Linked DNA regions of Homo sapiens: region 2 is linked to region 1. Evidence: chromatin loops called from intact Hi-C (ENCODE). Cell type or tissue: dorsolateral prefrontal cortex. All regions are shown on one strand.

The links. Peaks named below come from ENCODE experiments on the same cell type or tissue, not always from the same donor. Only the 100,000 strongest peaks of a DNase experiment are listed, where the experiment ranks them.
Region 2: a loop joins it to region 1, with 3 times the contacts of the local background. A loop is called at or near these places in 2 of 110 quality-filtered maps.

What each region holds. Positions count from the first base shown.
Region 1 is chr2:86,077,499-86,079,998 of GRCh38, forward strand. It overlaps POLR1A (RNA polymerase I subunit A), which reads right to left. Exons shown (of 34, transcript NM_015425.6): 10 at 616-786; 11 at 361-483. Among named protein-coding and RNA genes, the nearest start is that of POLR1A, 27 kb to the right of the region's middle. In dorsolateral prefrontal cortex, CTCF peaks have their summits at 1,467 (motif pointing left) and 1,666; DNase peaks (open chromatin) are centred at 253 and 1,493; H3K27ac peaks cover 2,139 bases.
Region 2 is chr2:85,924,162-85,926,661 of GRCh38, forward strand. No RefSeq gene overlaps it. Among named protein-coding and RNA genes, the nearest start is that of ST3GAL5-AS1, 36 kb to the left of the region's middle. RefSeq lists an enhancer at 565-614. In dorsolateral prefrontal cortex, no CTCF peak of the experiment used is centred here; DNase peaks (open chromatin) are centred at 560 and 1,370; H3K27ac peaks cover 2,500 bases.

The DNA of each region.
Region 1 (2,500 bases):
ATTCAATTTGGTGAGGAAGGTCAAAAGACTAGGCTGAAGTGGGCAGGAGGAAGCTATGCCGGCGGGGATGTGGAACACCCTGCAGTCAGCTCCCTGGTGCTGACTTGTTGGTAGGAGGTGTCTGTAAGCCTAGCAAGGAGTGACAGCAATGCCATCATGCAGCTTCCAGTCACCTCCTTGTGGGCTGTCCAGGAAGAGGCAGAAGCTAGTTCCGCCCAAGCCAGAATAATCTGCTGCACATCCTGTCCCCAGTCCTCTGCGGCATTCTCATCTGCCACCCACGGGGAGCAAATGAGCCCTGCACGCGCGCGCGCACACACACACACACACACACACACACACACACACACACACACACACCATGGGAATTCCAATTTCGTTGGTGTTGATGTACATGTCTGGGCAGATGACTGAGCGCGCAGCGTAGTCCACTCGCTTTCCCATCATGTGTTTTCGGAACAGGCCTTCTTTCTTCTCCAGGATCTTTATGGAGAAAAAAGGTCATAAAAAACATTCAACAAGAATTCCAGTAGGCTTATTAGTTTCTTGTTTCAATACACAATGTTTATTATTTATCTTCTGTAGCTAGCAATGGGAATCCAGTTTTTTGCTCACCTGCCTAATGCCTGGGTACTTGTCCATCATTAGTTTGTCCATCTCGCTATCAAACACAATATTGACGTGGCTCTGAAGGCGAATCCAAATGTTGTAAAGTTTGTCTATGAGGGACTGGCCTGGAAGTGTACTCAAAAAGGATCGGTCAATAGCAATCAAAGAGTCTTTTTCCTGGAAGATGAAACCAAGAAAACAGGGATGATGGAAAAAAGCTCCAAAAGGCCTGGCTTGATTTAATTTTTCTTTCTTACCCTGGATCTGACAACTATGCACTCTGGAGTTTATCTCCTCTGAACCTGACAGATCAGAGACAAACATGCTAATAAATCAATCTTGTAAGTACATGTCAATAAGACATATCAGCACTATTATATATTTACCAGCCTGTCTCTTTCTAGTAGTAAGATGAACTCAAAATTTATAAGCATGCTTCTTTCTTAAGGCATTTTTGCTGAAATCCCTTAATATGCAATTCCTAAAGAAAACTAAGAAGTCCTTCCCACATCAGTACATTTCTTATGAAGTTCTGTTATCTTGCCAGATAACCAATTCTCACATGCAGTTTCAGTTTTATTTATGGCTTTGAAAAACTTGATCCAAACCAATTACAAACATGCAGGTGGAACAATTTCTTAAAAGGAACTAGGTTTGCCATACGATATTCTATGTCATCAACTAAGATGTGGGTCTCCAGCTGAGCTATATCAAGTTAGTGGCTGATTGCCAAGTCTCATTGGAATATTTAACCAATCCTTTTTTAATATTTTTGCCCCTAGCCCTGTCTCCTCCTCTCTCCCACTCCCTACCCAGGGGACAGAAATACACAGAAGCCTTCAGCTGGCTTAGAGCACCACCTATTGATACTGTCTGGCCACCTACTGGCCCAATCGACTGGGTATGACACAAGGAGACAGATGGTCCCACGTCTTCCAGTGTGGGCAGATAAGAGAAGAAACCTGTCAGTGTCTTGAGGTGGGAGGGTGAGGGTGGGTGAAGATTCAGTAAACGAGAATGTTATGAAAACCCAGTAGTGATGAAGTGGGCTTGTCATCAAACCTGAGGAACACAGGAATCTTCTTTAGCTCTAGGGAAAATAGATGTATTCTACATAAAACACTCAGGGTCCCCTTCTGGCTGGAGTCCCAGAGGGAGATACGATCACCTGCATGATGACCGGGCCCTGTTAGCCCAACTCACTGCTCATGGCATTACCTGGCTCAAGACCAGTGATTGTGAAATGAGTGAGAACTTGTCTCACTGGAGTATCCCCAATGCCTAGACGGTGACTGGCAAGGGCTGCCATGAGGATGGAACACAGAGAGTAAGGGGGGAGAAAAAACACATCCTGTCAATCACAAGGAAAGAGGGCAGTGGGACATAGGAATCAGAGGATGCTATTTGCCCCTCAGAGGCGAAGCATTTGTTTGACAAAGGGGACGACCAATTTTTCTTTTTTTTTTAATTATTGAGATGGGGTCTAACTCTGTTACCCAGGCTGGAGGGCAGTGGTGCGATCACAGCTCTCTGCAGCCTCGACTTCCCTGGCTCCAGTGATCCTCCCACCTCAGCCCCCTGAGTAGCTGGCACCATAGGCATGAACCACCATGCCCAGCTATTTTTTGTATTTTTGGTAGAGACAGGGTTTCGCCATGTTGCCCACCTGGTCTAAAACTCCTGGGCTCAAGTGAACCTCCTGCCTCAGCCTCCCAAAGTGCTGGGATTACAGGCTTGAGCTATCATGCCTGGCCAGGCTGCCCGATTTTTAAGGGACATCAACCCTGGTCACTGGGTACAGTTATCCCATGGTCTTTTCTTGGAAACTGCACTAAGGCATGCACATGGCTGATGTCTTTTACACTAAGGAGTTTTTAAAAGCACACCAATG
Region 2 (2,500 bases), 150 kb before region 1:
CAGGCCAACATGGTGAAACCCCGTCTCTACTAAAAATACAAAAATTAGCTGGGCGTGGTGGCGTGTGCCTGTAGTCCCAGCTACTCAGGAGGCTGAGGCAGGAGAATTGCTTGAACCTGGAAGGCGGAGGTTGCAGTGAGCCAAGATTGCGCCACCGCACTCCAGCCTGGGCGACACAGCAAGACTCTGTCTCAAAAAAAAAAGAAAAAAAAAAAAAAAGAAGGTTCCACAGGGTTGGAGGAGACCATGGGTCTCCTGTTAGCTGGGGAGGTGGAAAGAGCTCTGGACTGATAATCAGGAAGCCTGGGGGAGACTTTGCCCTTCCAATAACCTGATCAATAAATCAGTCTGGGGCTCTGCTAACACTCAACCACCAGAAAGAAACAGTGGTGTGACCCTGGGCAATGTATTTGTCACCTGTCCTCCATCCTGGGCCTCGGGGCCTCAGGGCTCCTGGAACAGGATGTTCTTGATGACTCTCCCTGACCCAAATCCTTTATAATCTCCAGGATGTCATCCCTGCCAAGAAGAGCAAAAATCTCTCTTGTGCTGAAGGCCTTGCTTTGTTTGATGTGGCCTGAGAGGCCATGAGTTTTCCCTCACATGCTCGATTGGGCAAGCTGTTTCTGGCACAGAGCTATACCAAAAACAAAAACAAAACAGAAACGGTGCAGAAGTTGCAAAGGAAACTGGGGAGCCCTTTCTCCCTTTTTTGCTAAATTTTCTGTCTTTAGAACATGCTTTCTGCCCGCCCAGCAGAGGGAAGACACTCTCCCGATCAGGCGAGGTGATCACTGGGGCTCTCTCTTCCTCCTCTATGTTTCTGTCCTGCTGGCTGCTGGTGGTCCCAGCCAGGTCTCCTGTTCACTCTGCCCACTTGGATGACCACATACAACGAACTTCCAGGAGTTGGCTAAGGGATGGTCCCCTCCATTCTTTTCTCTCTCTGTCACCATCTCCTCAGTCTCATCCAGAACACTTGCCTCAGTACCTTCATAATACACACCACACATACATGCACACACATAGGCACATGCACACAACCACAACCACATCTACACACCATATCCATGGCATACAGCACAAATACACACCAAACCACCCCTCACACCGCACATACACTTACAGACCACATACAAATACCCATCACATACATGCAGATGCTAACCATGCATAATGGCACACCAAACACAAGCTCTCTCTCTCTCTCTCTCACACACACAGACACACACAGACACACACAAAGCTATTGTTTGGTGCAGGAGCTACATCAGTACCAGCTTCTGTCCTTCCCTATCCTGGAGTGCTTCTCAAACCCCAGGTCCCAGAGAAATGTCACAGAGGCTTATTGTCTCCCTATCTCAACCATGAATAACTGGCTAATATGCATCAGTGATGCTGCTTTGGGCAACCAGCAGAAGAGATGTCCTTCCAAGCTCTCAGCCCACTCCACTCTGCACAATCCTGCCAGTGACCGTGGTTGCTGATCACTTCAGGGAAGTCATTGGTGGAATAAACAATGCACACAAGTAGGACACACAACAGTTGTGTTACTGGTTGTTAAAATATTGAAATACTTCTGTACCAGTTAATGAACACCTGCTGTCCCCAACCCCCTGAAGGTCCTATCCTCTGTTGCTTTGGCCTCTCTTCCAGGCCTTGCTAGGATTCACCAAATAAAGTGTTAACGTGTCTCATACAAGATGTACAATACAAGGTGGAGACAGGGCGGGGTGGACTAACGGTGAAAGAGGCGGTGTTGAGCAGTCATTCATTAATTCCTCCTCCAACAAGTATGTGTGGGGCTTCCATGTGCAGACACTGCTGACCACTCAGGATTCAGTTGCAGAAAGTCAGAAGGCAGTTAGAGTACAGAATGATTAATTCTGCAACGGGGAAGTGTACACCAGCTGCAGGAGCAGAGAGCGGGGGCACTAACTCAGACTTGGAGGGCTCCAAAAATGCTTCCCACAAGGCAAGTGGTCAAGCTGACATTTAAACAAGTCAAAGTTGTTCAAGTAAAGAAGGATGGGGATGCGATGATCATAATCCCAGCACTGTGGGAGGCAGAGGTGGCATATCACCTGAGGTCAGGAGTTCGAGACCAGCCTGGCCAACACAGAGAAACCCTGTCTCTACTAAAAATACAAAATTAGCCAGGCGTGGTGGTACATGCTTGTAATTCTAGCTACTTGAGAGGCTGAGGCAGCGATTCTTCACTTACACCTGGGAGGCGGAGGTTGCAGTGAGCCGAGATTTCGCCATTGCACTCCGGCCTGGGCAACAAGAGTGAAACTGCATCTCAAACTAAAAAAAAAAAAAAAAAAAAAAGAAGGATGGGGAGACAGGTGTCCTAGAGGAAGGAGCAGCATGTGCAAAGGCCCAGAAGCAAGACAGAACCATATTCATTCAAAAAGCAGAAAAGAATTGATCCATATCTGGATGCTTGGAGCGCAAGAAGGAAGGGGTAAAGGGAGATTGGCATGGGTAGGGGCAGGGA